Linked DNA regions of Homo sapiens: region 2 is linked to region 1. Evidence: chromatin loops called from intact Hi-C (ENCODE). Cell type or tissue: endothelial cell of umbilical vein. All regions are shown on one strand. Each heading gives the region's core, and the rest is flanking DNA. Links, peaks and the distances in the headings are about the cores only.

What was found. A loop is a pair of places that touch in the nucleus more often than their neighbours do. Peaks named below come from ENCODE experiments on the same cell type or tissue, not always from the same donor. Only the 100,000 strongest peaks of a DNase experiment are listed, where the experiment ranks them.
Region 2: it touches region 1 in a loop (2.9-fold over the local background); 5 of 110 quality-filtered maps call a loop at or near these places.

Annotation. Positions count from the first base shown.
Region 1 is chr2:10,656,464-10,664,976 of GRCh38, reverse strand. It overlaps NOL10 (nucleolar protein 10), which reads left to right. Exons shown (of 21, transcript NM_024894.4): 9 at 1,933-2,018; 10 at 5,727-5,805; 11 at 7,086-7,235. Among named protein-coding and RNA genes, the nearest start is that of NOL10, 29 kb to the left of the region's middle. In endothelial cell of umbilical vein, for the core only: a CTCF peak has its summit at 4,782 (motif pointing right); a DNase peak (open chromatin) is centred at 4,856.
Region 2 is chr2:10,545,743-10,554,255 of GRCh38, reverse strand. LOC105373426 (a long non-coding RNA gene) reads left to right here and starts at 7,291. Exons shown (of 3, transcript XR_001739284.2): 1 at 7,291-7,407. RefSeq lists enhancers at 2,820-3,689, 5,432-6,303, 5,885-7,084, 7,174-8,045. In endothelial cell of umbilical vein, for the core only: no CTCF peak of the experiment used is centred there; DNase peaks (open chromatin) are centred at 3,505 and 5,505.

The DNA.
Region 1 (8,513 bases), core at 404-8,403:
GACAAGAACACAAAGTGAAAAGTGTAATTCCCTTCCACCCTGTCCTATTCCTGTTTCCTTAGGTAAATACTGTTAATAATTTGCTGTGTATCCTCTCAGGTTTTTCTGTTTGCACAAGCATTTTTTTAAAAACACAAATGTTGGCTGGGTGTGGTGGCTCACGTCCGTCATCCCAGCTCTTTGGAAGTGCGAGTGGGTGGAACGCTTGAGTCCAGGAGTTCGAGACCAGCCTGGGCAACATGGCGACACCTCTTCTCTACCAAAAATCCAAAAATTAGACAGGCGTGGTGCATACCATAGATGCAGCTACTGGGGAAGCTGAGGTGAGAGGATGGATTGAGCCTACAAGGTGGAGGCTGCAATACGCTGTGATTGTGCCCTGCACTCCAGCTGGGCGACTGAACAAGACCTTGTCTCAAACACACAAACAACGACCCCTCATTTAAAAAAGTAAATTGCTTTTTTGTGGACACAATTCTAGTACATGTATATTCACATCATTCTTTGTAATGGCTAATACTCAGTTTAAATGGACGTACTACAGTTTCTCCATTCTGTTTTTTTTTGAGACAGTCTTGCTTTGTTTCCCAGGCTGGACTCGGCTCACCGCAATGTCTGCCTCCCAGGTTCAAGCGATTCTCTTGCCTCAGGCTCCCGAATAGCTGGGATTACAAGCACCTGCCACCATGCCCAGCTAATTTTGTATTTTTAGTAGAGACGGGGTTTCACCATTGGCCAGGCTGGTCTCGAACTCCTGACCTCAGGTGATCCACCTACCTCGGCCTTCAAAAGTGCTGGGATTACAGGCATAAGCCACCATGCCCGGCCTGTTCTGTTTTTTTGGGTTTTTTTTTTTTTTAGACGGAGTCTCTCTCTGTTGCCTAGGCAGGAGTGCAGTGGCACGCTCAGCTCGCTGTAGCCTCTGCCTCCCGGGTTCAAGCAATTCTCCTGCCTCAGCCTCCTAGTGTGTGGGATTACGGGCATGCGCCACTATGCCTGGCTAATTTTGTATTTTTTTTTTTTTTGGAGACGGAGTCTCGCTCTGTCGCCCAGGCTGGAGTGCAGTGGTGCGATCTCGGCTCACTGCAAGCTCCAGCCTCCCGGGTTCATGCCATTCTCCTGCCTCAGCCTCCCAAGTAGCTGGGACTAAAAGCGCCCGCCACCATGCCCGGCTAATTTTTTGTATTTTTTAGTAGAGACTGGGTTTCACTGTGTTAGCCAGGATGGTCTCGATCTCCTGACCTCGTGATCTCCCCATCTTGGCCTCCCAAAGTGCTGGGATTACAGGCGTGGCCACCGCGCCTGGCCGGGATTCTTCTTTTCATTAAAAAAAATTTTCCCCAGCTTTTTATTTTTAAAAAGTTCACATCTTTGTAAAAGTTTAGTGATATATATATTTTGCATTTTCTTTTCCCATAAAAATGTACATGTATTAAAAATGTTTTTTGAACCTTTTGAAAATAAGTTGCAGGCATTATGATATTTCTTCCCTAAATACTTTAAAATGGATTTCTTAAAAATAAGGACTTTTTCTATGAAATAAACAATGTTAATGTGGTTTATTTTTGTATGTGTTTTAAGGATTTCTTAGCAGCTTTTTTTTTTTTTTTGAGACGAAGTCTTGCTCTGTCGCTCAGACTGGTGTGCAGTGGCATAATCTCGGCTCACTGCAACCTCCACCTCCCGGGTTCAAGCAGTTCTTCTGCCTTAGCCTCCCAAGTAGCTGGGATTACAGGCGTGCACCACATACCCAGCTAATTTTTTGTATTTTTAGTAGAAACAGAGTTTCGCCATGTTAGTCAGACTAGTCTCAAACTCCTGGCTTCAGGTGATCAGCCCGCCTCGGCCTCCCAAAGTGCTGGGATTACAGGCATGAGCCACCATGCCCCGCCTTCTACAGCTTTTATTTAAAATTGTTTTTCATTTGCATAGGGTAGAGTGGAGTGCTGGGACCCAAGAACTCGAAACAGAGTTGGCCTGTTAGACTGCGCCTTAAACAGTGTCACAGCAGATTCAGAGTAAGTAGAAATTAATTTGCAATGTAAATGTTCATCAACTTTTAATTTAAGTAATGTGTCTATATTAAATTCAAATAAATTGCTACAGGATATCTGAAATTGTACTTTCCATGATTGTTTTTCATAAAGATCCTCTCCTGTAAAAGCTCACTAGTGAGTAAGCCAGATAGAATTTCTTTCCAAAATACTATACAGAAGGCCTTATTTCTTTAGTTGCTGTACGATTTTATTAAAACAATTACACTACAGGAATTTGTATTCCAATTTTGTAGAATCTAGTGATAGAACCAGGAGTCCACCACAAAGTCCACAGAGGTGTGCTTTGAATTCTAAGGTGGAAGGAAGCAAGTGTTTTTTTAATATTTTCTTGTTCCTGTTTGCCTAATTTCTACATTTAAACCAATCAGAAGAGTTTTCACTATTATACATCCATTTACAGTTTTATGATTATTTCCTGAGAAATGATACCTAGAACCTGAATTTCTGGATTAAATAGCATACATGTTTTGAAGGTTTTTGGTACATTGCTAAATTGCCCTACAGAAAACATAACCTCAGGTTAAATGTCTCCCTGCATGCCCAGAGCATACATTGCTCACTCTCCTCAGCCTGGGACGTCCATCACAGCACTGCTAATAATAAGTCTTAGAAAGAGCCTGAGGATATTGATTAAATAAAGCTTAGTAGAAATAGTAGCTGACAGATAGTGCTTTCTATTTGCCAGGTACTGGGTCTAAGTTCTTTACATATATTAACTTATTTAATACGACAGCCCTTTGCTGTAGGCACTGTTATTGTATTTATTTTATAGATGAAAAAAATATTCGTCAATGGCATACATGTTACTCAGCCTTTAGGAATTATGTTGCAGAAGCATATTTATTACTAGGGAAAGGTGGTCCAAATGCGCCTGTCAGTGGAAAAGCGAGCCATACTGTTGACTATAGAGTGTTACCACATTGTTATCAGAAAAACAGTGAACACAAGCATAGTCATAGGAAGAAGGCTGGGTGTATTCCAGAATGTAAAAACTAGAGGGTTTTTTTTTTTCCGATTTGCTTTTAGGTAATTTTATTTTTTAATTTTTTTTTAATGCTTAGCTTTTTCGTTTTTGTTTTCCCTACAAACCTTAGAAGCTGTCACTTCTAGGTGGAGCCCATACAATATGAGAAAGCAGTAAGTGTAAGTGTTGGATAGGGGAAGCAGGCTGTCATTATTTGCAGATGATGTAAGTTTCTCTGCCTGAGAAACTCAGGAGAGTAACTGAAAATCTATAAGAACTAATATAGACCAGGCACGGTGGCTCACACCTGTAATCCCAGCACTTTGAAAGGCCGAAGCTGGAGGATCACTTGAGGTTAGGAGTTCAAGACCAGCCTGGCCAACATGGTGAAACCCTGTCTCTACTAAAAATACAAAATTAGCCGGGCATGGTGGTGCATGCCTGTAATCCCAAGTACCCAGGAGGCTGAGGCAGGAGAATCGCCTGAACCCGGGAGGCAGAGGTTGCAGTGAGCCGAGGTCACCCCACTGTACTCCAGCCTGGGTAACAGAGTGAGACTCCATCTCAAACATAAATAAATAGGCTGGGCATGGTGGCTCATGCCTGTAATCCCAGCACTTTGGGAGGCTGAGGCAGGTGGATTACCTGAGGTCGGGAGTTTGAGACCAGCCTGACCAACACAGAGAAACCCTGTCTCTACTAAAAATACAAAATTAGCTGGGCGTGGTGGCGCATGCCTGTAATCCCAAGTACTTGGGAGGCTGAGGCAGGAGAATCACTTGAACCCAGGAGGCGGAGGTTGCAGTGAGCCAAGATCATGCCATTGCACTCCAACCTGGGCAACAAGAGCAAAACTCCATCACAAACAAACAAATAAATAAAGTGTTACCACATCGTTATCAGAAAAGCAGTGAACACAAACATAGTCATAGGAAGAAGACTGGATGTATACCCGAGTGTTAAAACTAGGGTTTTTTTTCTGATTTGGTTTTAGGTAATTTTACTTTTTTTTTTTTTAATGCTTTGCTTTTTTTTTGTTTGTTTTCCCTACAAACCTTATAAGCTGTCACTTCTAGTGGAACCAATACGAGAAGGCAATAAGTGTAAGTGTTGAATAGGGGAAGCAGGCTGTCATTTCCAGATGACATAAGTTTCTGTGCCTGAGAAACTCAGGAGAATAACTGAAAATCTATAAGAACTAATATAACAGTTAAATAAATTGGTTATAAAATGTTCAAAAATCAGTGACCTTGTCAGCACTATCCAGTTAAAAAGGTTATAAATGGAAAAACATTCTAATAACAACAAAAATTGTAAAACTCGATAAGAACATATATGGGCCAGGTGTGGTGGCTCACACCTGTAATCCCAGCACTTTGGGAGGCCAAGGCAGGCAGATCACTTGAGATCAGGAGTTCAATACCAGCCTGGGCAACATGGTGAAAACCCATCTCTACAAAAAAATACAAAAATTAGCTGGGAGTGGTGGCACACATCTGTAGTCCCAGCTACTCGGGAGGCTGAAGCAGGAGAATTGCTTGAACCGGAAGGTGGAGGTTGCAGAGAGCTGAGATCATGCCACTGCACTCCAGCCTGGGCGACGGGAGTGAAACCCTGTCTCCAAAAAAAATATGTGAAGAAAATGACAAAGGAATAAGTAGAGAAGTATATCACTATACTGAAAGAAATGATTAAGTATACTTTGAAGAGTAAGTGACTAAAGTTGCTGTGCATATGAGGCTTCGAGGTTCCCACAGGTGCCCCAGCGCAGTTACAGGCTCAAGCTCTAGGTGGCAGAAGAGACCTGATGATGCCGACAGCCAACAGCCAGGACTCTAGGTCCTGGGCCAAGGGCATGTGGACGATAGGATTGATAGTGATATTGTCCACTTCTGACTCATCGCCTAGCACTCTTTCCACTGGAGATCATTGCTTTTGGTGCTGATTGTCTTGGTTGGTATGTGAGAAGCATATTCTAGAGTCGTGGCCATAGCATTCACTCTGTCTTTGGTACTTTCAGAGGCTCTAGGGTCCCCATTTGAGGATTAGTCTTTTATTTTAGCTGAACTTGGCTAATTTTAAAGTGGAAATGGTGTACCCATGTCCAAACAAAACTATGTCTTCTTAAGTATGAAAGGGGATGTTTCTATAAATACCTTATTCTGGCTTAATTAAAATGGAAGAAAGTAGATTACGTTTTGTATATAAAGTGTAACTTTGATTATGAAAGTTTGAATAAAATTACTATTTACTTACTATTTTTGAGACAGGGTCTTGCTCTGTTGTCCCAGCAGAGCTCCACTGCAGCGCAGTGGAATGATCACAGCTCACTGCAGCCTTGACCTCCCAGGCTCAAGCAGTCTCTTGCCTCAGCCACCCAAGTAGCTGGGACAACAGGTGTGTGCCACCACAACTGGCTATTTTTTTTTTTTTTAATTTTTTGTAGAGATGGTGTCTCACTGTGTTACCCAAGCTGGTCTTGAATTCTTGGCCTCAAGAAATCCTCCCACCTCAGCCTCCCAAAGTGCTGGTATTACAGGTGCGAGTCATCTTACCAGGCTGCAGTTACCTTTTAAACAGAAGCCTAGAAATGTGATTCCTCCCCCCCCCCCCCATTAGATTTGAAGTGAAGACTAATAATGAACTTGTTACTTGGAAGGAGGTTTGGCCGTATATTCATGAAGCATGAATATTTTGCTTTTCAGGATAAACAGTTTACCAACAATCTCTGCTTTGAAATTTAATGGTGCCTTGACCATGGCAGTTGGAACAACCACAGGGCAGGTAAATATGTTTAATTTGGAAACCACATGTAAGTTGGTATTTCAGTGGTGTGTGTATGTGTCATGAGAAATACACTGCAGGAACAGAAAATGAGATCATACTATTTTAGCCAGACCAGAGGGTATTCCAGAATGCTGGATTCTTCCACACCTTGAGAAATCTTGACTCTTGCCTTGGTCAGTCTGCAGTGCTGTGGACTTAGAGCTGCAGTGGGATAGGCCTGCACCACCACACCTGGCTAATTTTTTGACTTTTTGTAGAGACAGGGTCTCACTGTGTTGCCCAAGCTGGTCTTGAACTCCTGGGCTCAGGCGATCCCCCCACCCTTGGCCTCACAAAGTGTGGGGATTACAGGCGTGAGCCACCGGGCTTGGCCATAGGTATTCTCTTGTTAGTGGTTTGGAACAGCATTTTTCAGAGTCTATGCAACAGAATTCTGTGGTCAGACAGTCTTGGGAGTCTGCCAGACTTTTACTCTTGAAGATTGACAGTGGGTTTCAATACTGTTTTAATGAAGGCTCTCAGGAATTCTTGCAGACAAGAAATATGTTTAATAAATATTTCCAAAATTTGTGTGTTCAAGGAACTTTTTTTTTTTTAATATAGCATCATTAACTATAGCACATGCCATGAGTGGTCAGCAGAACATGCATTAGCAGTGCTAGTCTGAGGAGTACTTCTTTCTTTCCTTCAAGGCAGAGCCTGTACACTTGCCTCCTACAAGAGGTCTGAAACCCTGCCTTGGAGGATTTACTTTCTTTGTCATCATGGGCTAGAGGGCATCTGTCACCTGGGACTTAATCCTAGGGGAGCTTTCCCAGGCTTCCTTGCCTCTAGTGACGGGTCCGAAGAGATTCTCCCTTCTCCCAAGAAGTCATAGCCTTGCCACCACCATCTGTCTTGATCTACTAGGACTGTTCCTGATTATGTCTTTCATTTTTGTTTATATCTGTTGCTATGACACTGCCTGGTACATAGGCCCTCAGTATATATTTGTTGAACAAATTAAATTCTTATGGGCTTTCATTTTTTGTTCTTTCTTAGTATGTTCAGTAGCTCTTACAAATTAATCTTGGGGTTGAATTCATAAAATGTATACTCTAAGGATTATTTAAGAGATCTTTCTGGAAAGAATCTCAAATCTCAGCACCTTGAGTAAGGGTGTTCATTGTGTTCATAACAAAGCGATGAAGCAAATGGCTGCCATTATTCTCACTTAGAAATATTTCCTTTGAAGATAAAATGTCTAGTTTGTTTAAACAGAAATAATTTTTTTTCAGGTTTTATTATATGACCTTCGATCTGATAAGCCATTGCTAGTTAAAGATCACCAGTATGGGCTGCCCATTAAGTCCGTTCATTTCCAGGATTCATTAGATCTGATTTTGTCTGCTGACTCTCGAATTGTCAAGATGTGGAATAAGAACTCCGTATGTATTTTTGGTTGAAATTACTTGCTTCTTTATTTGCAGGTGTTCCGAATGATCCTTTCCTCTCCCTTTCCTTTTTTATGTGGGTTATTGGGAAAGAGATACTGAATATACATTTGGGAACTTAGCGGGAGGTCAGTTACTTTTGGATAGATAATATCCATATTTAGATAAGATACTCATGATTGCTTTCCTTCTGTTAAGTTTTCCCAATTATCTAGAATTGGCATGCATTTTAGATGTTAAGTTAGGTAGAGAGAAAATAGTGGTTTACAAAAGTTGATCTATGACCCGAGAAACCCCCTAGATATTGAGATTCCCTCACAGGTGTAGGAAAAGTCTTCAGAGCTACTAATTATCCTTCCATGCATGTTGGTATTATTACATATCTCAAATTCATACTTTTCCTATTTGATTTTTTTTTTTTGAGAGAGTTTGCTCTGTCGCCCAGGCTGGAGTGCAGTGCCATGATCTCAGCTCACTGTAACCTCCGCCTCCCAGTTTCAAGCAATTCTCGTGCCTTAGCCTCAGAGTAGCTGTGATTACAGGTGCATGTCACCATGCCCAGCTAATTTTTGTATTTTTAGTAGCGATGGGGTTTCATCATGTTGGCCAGTCTGGTCTTGAACTCCTGGCCTCAAATGATCCGCCTGCCTCGACCTCCTGAAGTGCTGGGATTACAGGCGTGAGCCACCTCACCTGGCCTTAAAAGCTATATTTCTTAAGAATATTTTGATGGTCCTTCTCCTCAGCTCTAAATGTCATTTGAAATGTAACAAAATCCTATATTGCTGGTTTTAATCTGTCTTCTGCTTTTCATTTTTCATTTTAAAACCTAAGTATTTTGAGAGAATAGTAAAGAGTTGATCAAATAAATGGGAAAAATGCATTCAGTATAGCTATGTTTTTAAGAGTTCTTTGCATTTAATTCATTAGAAACTTAGCATTTTTAGTTTAAAAACAGATCACTTTTAAAAAATTCCCATTTGTGATGAAGTCGGGTGGACGGCCCACCAGCCTGAGCAGTTCGTGCCTAAGCGCAAGTGCCCGTCTATTCCGTGGGGGCTGCCTGTGCCCAGGCACACACGCTGCAGACAGCCCCTCACAGTTCAGCTGCCTGTTGAGTCTCTGGCTTTCTGGGCTGTTACTTTGGTTTTTTAAATTTCATTTTGTTAATTCCTGAAGTATGGGTCTTACTTGGCTTCTTTTCCTTTTTTCTCTGGATCTGTCCTGGAGACCAGAGCTGTGTTCTACATCCCTGAGGCCCTCACCTAATTC
Region 2 (8,513 bases), core at 79-8,078, 110 kb after region 1:
CGAGGAGTCTGTCCCTTTGTGTCTGGTTTTTTCACTTAACGTGGTGTTGTCGAGGAGTCTGTCCCTTTGTGTCTGGTTTTTTCACTTAACGTGGTGTTTTCGAGGAGTTTGTCCCTTTGTGTCTGGTTTTTTCACTTAACGTGGTGTTGTCGAGGAGTCTGTCCCTTTGTGTCTGGTTTTTTCACTTAACGTGGTGTTTTCGAGGAGTTTGTCCCTTTGTGTCTGGTTTTTTCACTTAACGTAGTGTTCTTGAGGTTCACCGGTGTGGTAACAGGTATTCGAGTTTCATGCCTGCCCATGGCTGACTAGCATCTACTGTGTGACTGGGCCTCACTGCACTGATGCGTCCCTCTGCGGAGGGACAAGTGGGTCGCTTCCACCTTCTGGTGACTGTGAATAACACTGCTGTGAACATGGGTGTGCACTCTCTGTTGGAGTCTCTGCTTTCAGTTCTTTTGGATATATACCCGGGCGTGAAACTGCTGGGTCATAGGGTAATTCTGTGTTTAACTTTTTTTCTTTCTTTCGAGACAGAGTTTCTCTCTTGTTGCCCAAGCTGGAGTGCAGTGGCGTGATCTCGGCTCACTGCGACCTCCGCCTCCCGGGTTCAAGCAATTCTCCTGCCTCTGCCTCCCGAGTAGCTGGGATTACAGGCATTCGCCACACCTGGCTAATTTTTTGTATGTTTAGTAGAGATGGTATTTTGCCATGTTGGCCAGGCTGGTCTCGAACTCCTGACCTCAGGTGACCCACCCACCTCAGCCTCCCAAAGTGCTGGGATTACAGGCATGAGCCACGGCACCCAGCCTGGGCTTTTTCCTGTTGCTGTCATTGAGGAATTGTAGTTCTTTACATGTTCTGGAGAGGGACATCACATTCTATGTTTGATTTTTATCCATCTGTGCACACATATCCAGAAGCAGAAATTCAAGTGTAGGGGGGCTGTGGGGGGACTGAGAAAGGCTTATATAAAAGGCTTGGCAACAAAATCAAATCAGCCTTTGCAGAGGTCCCTGTTCCTTCCATTCCCAAGGGAACATTCCAGAAACCCCCACTGTGGGCTGGGCTTCTCAGTCTTTTCTCCATGTCCTGTTGCAAGCCCGAGAGCCCTGAGCCCATGGGCCTGTGTGGTGGTGGTCCACAGCCTCCAGGCCAGGGGAGGAAGGGTAGACCTTGCTGGGCTTGGGTGCTCACCCGCCAGGCTCCCATCCTCAGTGCCCCTGGGAACCCTGTCGGCATCGCCTTGAGTGCCCCTGCTGTCTGTCTCCGGCCCCCCTGGGTCAGCCCCTTCCTGAATGCCCCTTGCACCCATCCGTGCCCGTCTTCTCCAGGAGCAGGAATTCGGCCTGTAATGGATGCAGTTTTATTATTGAGGGAGGCAGTGAGTGTGGGTATCAAAAAGGAGAAAGAAACCCACCCGGCGTTCTTCCACAGTGCATGACGCGGCTGAAGGATACAGTGGACTTACCCACTTCAGTGACTCCCAAATTATTCATCAGATTCCTCGAATTGTACACACATCCCAATTCCTCATCTAGAGGGCGTTTTCCACCTGGCATCAGCTCCCAGGGATTTTGGCCTTCATTGTCACTGCTTGGCTGGGAAGGGGAGGTGACGAGCTGCATGCTGGTGGCAGATGCAAGTTGAATTTGAAGGCCCCCAGCTCCAGGACTGGATGTGGTGCCTGCCCCAGCCTGTGGGGCACCTTAAGGGCCCTGTGGCTTTAAGAGCCAAGGCCGGCTCTGTCCCCCTGCTCAGCCCAAGTTACTAGAAGGCCAAGGCAGAGGCCTCACAGCCTCAGAAGGAACCAGCCCTGCCCACACCTTGGTCTCTGGCCTCCAGAACTGTGAGACAGGATGTGCCTGCTGTTTAAGCCCCTGGTGTGTGGTGCTATGTGACAGCAGCCCTGGCAAACTCACATACCTGGAAGCCCTGGTTACAGCCACGTGGTTTGTTGAAGTGGAGCTTGGGGGCCTAAAGGAGGGGCTTCTGCTCTGCCTACAGCCCCCGAGCCCAGGGGAGTTTCAACAGTGATGCCCTCTAGGTTCTGGCAACAATTGCGTGTCCTCAGAGGTAGTGGAAGGGAGCACCTCGCATGGCTGATTGAGACTGGAAAACAAGGTCCTGGCGAGAGAGAGAGAGAGAGAGAGAGAGCAACAGAGAGAGAGCCCGAAGCCCACCCATGGGAAGCCCCCATCACAGACTTGGCCCCGCTTAGGCACAGACCTCTCCACGTTAGCGATGGAAGTTATCTGAGTCACACGGCAGCGGAAGATGTTAGCGGCGAATCCATACAGGGCTGCAGCAACCTCCTCAGAAGAACGAATTTGAGGGGCATGAGGCAGGAGAGACTGGGGCAAGTTTTAGGGCAGGAGTGAAAGTTTATTAAAAAGCTTTAGAGCTGGAATGAAAAGAAAGGAAAGTACACTTGGACGCGGGCCCAGCAGGCGACTCGAAAGACAAGTGCGACGCTTGACCTTTGACTTGGGGTTTTGTATGGTGGCCTGCCGGGGGCTTGCATCCATTCTCCCCGATTCCTCCCTCGGGATGGGCTGTCGCATGCACAGTGGCGGCCAGCGCTTGGGAGGGGAGCATGCGCAGTGTGCGCACTGGAGCTGTACACATGCTCCCTTGAGGCGTTCTTCCCATGCCAGTCGAATGTCCCTAGAATGTCATATACCGCTTATACTCCGCCATTTCACCTCTCGGTGCACACGTGTGAGCCCACCTGCCCAGCTCCTGAGGTCTCATGGGGAAGCTGCTGATGGCCAGCTTCAGGTGTTTTCTATTAGGAGACTGCCTTTCCCTGGAGCTGGCTGCAACCAATTATTATTATTATTGTTATTTTTAATTTAATTTTATTTTTTTGAAATGGAGTCTCTGTTGCCCAGGCTGGAGTGCAGTGGCGCGATTTCAGCTCACTGCCACCTGTGCCTCCCGGGTTGAAGCAATTCTCCTGCCTCAGCCTCCTGAGTAGCTGGGATTACAGGCATGCACCACCACACCCAGCTAATTTTTGTATTTTCGGTAGAGATGGGGTTTCACCATTTTGGCCAGGCTGGTCTCGAACTCCTGGCCTCAAGTGATCACCTGCCTCAGCCTCCCAAAGTGCTGGGATTAGAGGCATGAGCCACCACACCCGGCCCCATTATTATTTTAGAGAGACAGTCACCAACCGCCTGACCATCCCTTGATGGTCGCGGACACTCCTGGGGGGGTGGGGGTGCCTCTCCTGCCCTGCTCATGTCTGACCAGCCACCTTCTGTAACATGGGGAGCCTGAGTGCTGGTGGATGGAGCAGGGGCAGCCCCCAGCACCCGCTGCCACCTGGTGCTGGATGTCCCTCTTTCCCGAACTGAGGAACAAGCGGCTGTGGAACCAGTGATGGCGGCTTATTGCTTCCTGGATGGAGCGGGCTGGGTTTCCTTCCCGTCCCAGCACTGCCCCCACCCCCCACCCCCAGGGCAGCAGCTCCCTCCCTGGAAAAGGCTGAGGACACGTGTATCCTGGCAGCTGGGCTGAGGGTACATCCTCTTGATTGTTTGAAGGAAAGTTCAGGAGTAAATATGGAAAAAGCCAGCAGCGTGTGGCAGGCCGCCTGCCCAGGGGGTGTGGCCGGGCCCTGGGAGCGTGGCCCCCCTGCCACTGGCCTGGATGCAAGCCCCAGCTCCCCAGTGCCTGGGGCCTCCTCTCCACAGGGACACTGGGGTCAGGAGAGCCTGGAGAGCTACTGGGTCTGATGGAACAAAAGACAGCATTTTCAGGGGGTGCTGGGGGTCCCCATGGTCCACAGTAACCTGTTCCAAGGTCTGCCCCAGGGCCCAGAGAGCCTTGGGGATGGAAGCAGACAGTGGACAGTGGTGCCCGGGGAGGCCAGGCAGGGATGGGGCCCCACCATCCGGCCGCCCTCTGGGGGCTGGGAAAGGGGTTCAGTTGCTGCAGGTTTCTGGCCCAGTGCCCCTGGAGATCAAGCCCCAGTCCCTTAGCTGCCCCACTAGTCCTGCCTTGCAGCCTCACTGTCCCCATCTCTCAGGGTGCCTGCCCGTCACCACTGTACACACTGTCACTCGAGGCCCAGCACCACTCTCTGCACACTTTGTGGGCTATAAAGACCTACTTATTTTCCGTTTGTCAGCATCGCTCTGTGACTTGATTTAGAAGGGTCCTAGGATCCTAGGATGGGATCCCCTTCTCAGCCGACCCCCACATTCTCCCCACCTGGCACAGAGCAGGCACTCAGTTCAGGGCTGGGTTGCTGCATTTAATTATTCCTGGGTAGAAGTCTCGAGCAGGTTGAAGTTCAAGCCGAAAAAGAACCATGTACATTACAGGAATGCCAAATTGCCCGGGAGGGTGACAGCGCCTCTGGAGGGGTGCATTCAATCAAAAGGTGCGGGGACACACGGCCCTGGAGGGCCTCCAGCACTGAGATCCTGAGCGCCTTTGTGAGTGGGGCACACAGGCTGGGTGGCCTTCATCAGATGTGCCGTCTCAGAACCCGGGCACGGTCCAGTGTCTCACAGATGCCAGCTGCCTCCAGACGTCCGTGTCTCCTTTACCCCCACCACAGTGCACTATTTGCTGCTTGAAAATGCTTGTGATGCCTGCGTGCCTCTTCTCCCCTTCTTCCAGCTGGTACCCCAAAAGTGAGCACGTGCCCCTGGAGAAAGCGCCGCCTTCACGCCTCCCTGAACTCACTCAGTGCTGGACAAGGAGATGTGAGCAGAAGCAGTGTGTGCCACTTCTAGGAGTTCATGTCCTCAAGGGCGGAGCATCCCTTCCAGTCCCCACGGCTGGAATTTCAACGTAATGACCCAAGTTCCAGCAGCTGCAAGGACAGGTCCTGCACCCCAGGGAGGACACACTGAAACCGGGAGGAGCCTGATCCTTACGATGTCGGTGCCACTGCTGGAGGTGACAAGGAACCTCTGTGACATGAGAGGACAGGGCTTTGGATTTTTCTGCTAAATCTCCTACCTGATATAGTCAAATCACAGCACTGTCCGGGAAGGGAGACTGTTATGTTTCCTTGGAGGGGGAGTCCATATTTTACATTTATTTGTATTCTTTTTGTCATCTAGCACAGAGTAAGCATTTTGATCTGATTTGATCCAATCTTTTCAAATTCTGTTACTCAGGGAGTGACAAAATCTACACCATGCCTCCCTGCCGTCTCCAACATGCCCTGTTTTCTCATCGGCAAACTCCCTCTTAGGTTCCAGACGGGACTCTTTGGAAGGCTGCGGAGCTTGCTTTTGCCCCAGTTTCTGCTGATCTTGGGTCTGGATGACATCACCTCTCAGATCTGATCTTTCCAGATGGGACATCCACCCGGCAGTGGCTGCTTAAGGCATCTGCTGCCCGCCGACTGAGCATCTGAGCAAAGCCATGTGGCAAGTCAGAGTCCGAGAAAGGAAGGGCTTCCAGGAAGGAAGGGCTGGGGTCAGCCGGCAGATGCCGAGCCGCTCAAGGTGGGGAAAGCCGGCCTTCCGATGGGGCCCCGGGGCAACAGGACCGGGTCATCCCAGCAGAGGCGCACACGCGGCCAGGCTGCAAGCACTGAGGGCGCCTGGAGCAAGGAAAGCCACAGCAGCAAGGAATCACCCCTCGTCAGGGAAGTTCACAGCGATAGGAATGAAATAGAACAGTGGCTTCGGGAGCCACAAGGTGGGCTTTCCTTGGATAGAATCTAGAAGTGAAAAAGTGACGGCTCTTTTTCAACGAGTGGCAGCCACTTCTCCTTAGCCTGGGTCTGCTCTCCAGGCATTGCTGCGGGGAGGGGCAGGCACTATTTTTTCTTGGTACTACCCATCTGTATTGCTTATATTTTTTCAAAGCCTGTTTACCTACTCCTGTCATTTAAAAGAAAAACATTTTAAATAGATTCCTGAGCGGGTCATCAGACCAGGGGCCACCAATAAAAAAACTTGGAAATTCCACTTGCTCCAAGGACTTGGCTTTGGGGGGAAATGTCAGAATCAAAACAGGCAGCCGCAGATTTTGAATGGAACGGGTCTGGGACATGCCTTTCCTCTGAGCCTGAGGTGGTCCCAGGTCCCAGCACGAGCCCTTTGTTGTCACGTGACCAGGAGCCAAACCCTGCCTTCGGTTTTGTTTCCTGTGAAATAAGGCCCCGGGTGGCAGTGGCAGGGCGGAGGTGTGCTTTCGCAGTTGGGGGTGAAGCCAGGTAGTCACGAAGGTCAATTATAGGGCAGGGACAAGGCCACGGGGCCGTCTAATAATGAAAGGATATATGAGATTGTCTTTCTTTCTTTCCACACGCAGCTTACTCCTGTAGCTGCTGTGCTGAGCTCCATATGAAAAGGTTACTGACCACAGAGCTTTGGGTTAGTTCCTGGTGAGAACTCCAGGGTAGGGTGGGTAGGGGAAGCGTGCCTTCCGCCGTGGGACAGTGTCTCGGTGCCTGACTGTATTAGGGTTCTCCAGAGAAGCAGAACCAACAGGATGTATAGAGAGCAGTAGAAAGAGATTTATTATGAGGGACTGGCGTGTGATTACATAGGCCACGATGTCCTAAGATCTGCTGTCTGCACTGCACTGGGGATTCAGGAAAGCTGATGATGGAGGTCCCAGGCTGAGTCCAAAGGCCCTAGAACCAGGAGCTCTGACGTCGGAGGGCAGGAGAAATGCATGTTCCAGCTCAGGAGAAAAGAGAGACAATGGGCCTTTCCTCTGCCGCTTTGTTCTATGAAGCCTTCCTCGATGGGTTGGATGAGGCCCACCCGCAGGGAAGAGAGCGGATCTTCTTTACTGGGTCCCCTGATGGAAATGCCAATCGCTTTCAAAAACTATGCCCCCCACCCCGCCCCCCGCACTGACACACCCAGGAATAATGTTTTGCTGCTTATCTGAGCATCCCTTAACCTAGTCAAGATGACTCATAAAATTCACCACCGCGCTAACCCCAGGTGTGCTACATACCTTGAAGTGCTAAATACTGGATGAGATACTTTACTGCTGGGATCTAACAGCTTCTCATCCAACCCTAGAAAGCCCCTAGGATCTTCCTCCTCATGAGTGAATAGATTAAGGCTGACCAAGGTCTCCCAGCCCCTGAGTGGCCCAGCTGGAATTTGAGTTCGTGACTATCAGTCTTCAAATCTGAGTCGTGCCTACTCCAGGCTGATGCAGCCCTGAGCGGCTGAATGAGCTGGCAGGCGCAGGATGTGTCTACTGAGTTAAATCGAATGTACTGGAAGGGAGGGGACTTAGGACACATTATATTATTCATGCATTTTTGCACTTACTTATCAGGGACCTGCTGTGTGCACATTCTGATACTGAGCTCAGCAGAGGTACAAGAGAAATATACCGCCACGGCTTCCTTCAAAGAGCTCGCCGCATGGCTGGGAAGCAGTAGCAGGGAGGCTTCGCTCAGTGCAGACGGTAAGATCTGCGGGCCCCAGGAGAGAGAAAGCCTGCGCCTGGGGTATGGGGTAAAGGCATCATTCAAGAATATTTCCTGAAAGAAGTTGGGGTTGAGCTGCACAATATGGCATGAACAGGGCTCGAGTTCATGCCAAGAACTCGGGAATTTGTTACAAGGACTTTGTTTGGAACTTTGTTCCAAGAACAAAGGAAGAGCATTCCAAAAGGGGAAAATGGAATAAGCGAAGCACCAGAGATAGGTACGTGTAAGGCATATTCGGGGGGCAATAGATCAAACCGGCTGCAACAGCAAAGGCTGTGGTGGCGTCTAGTAAGTTTGGAGGATACCAATAGATAATTATTCAACATTTATTTATTTATTTAGAGACAGTCTTACTCTGTCGCCCAGACCGAAGTGCAACGGCAGGATCTCGGCTCACTGCAACCTCTGCCTCCCGGGTTCAAGCAATTCTTGTGCCTTAGCCTCCCAAGTAGCTGGGATTACAGGCTCCCACCACCATGCCCGGTTAATTTTTGTATTTTTAGTAGAGACGGGGTTTCACCATGTTGGCCAAGGTGGTCTCGAACTCCTGACATAAAGTGATCCACCCACCTTGGCCTCCCAAAGTGCTGCGATTATAGGCATGAGTCACCACGCCTGGCCTATTCAACCTTTAAAAAGAAAAATTCTGGGCCAGGCATGGTGGCTCACACCTATAATCCCAGCACTTTGGGAGGCCAAAGCGGGCGGATCACCTGAGGTCAGGAGTTCAAGACCAGCCTAGCCAACATGGTGAAACCCCGCCTGTACTAAACACACACACGCACACACGCACAAAAAAAAAAAAGAAAGAAAGAAAGAAAGAAAGAAAGAAAGAAAGAAAGAAAGAAAGAAAGAAAGAAAGGAAAGAAGAAAATTAGCCAGGCATGGCAGGTACCTGTAATCCTTGCTACTCAGGAGGCTGAGGCAGAAGAATCACTTGAACCCGGGAAGGGGAGGTTGCAGTGTGCCAAGACTGCACCACTGAACTCAAGCCTGGGTGACAGGGCAAGACTCCTTCTCAGGAAAGAAAAAAAAAGAAAAACTCTGACACATTCTACGCCATGAATGAACCTTGAACCTT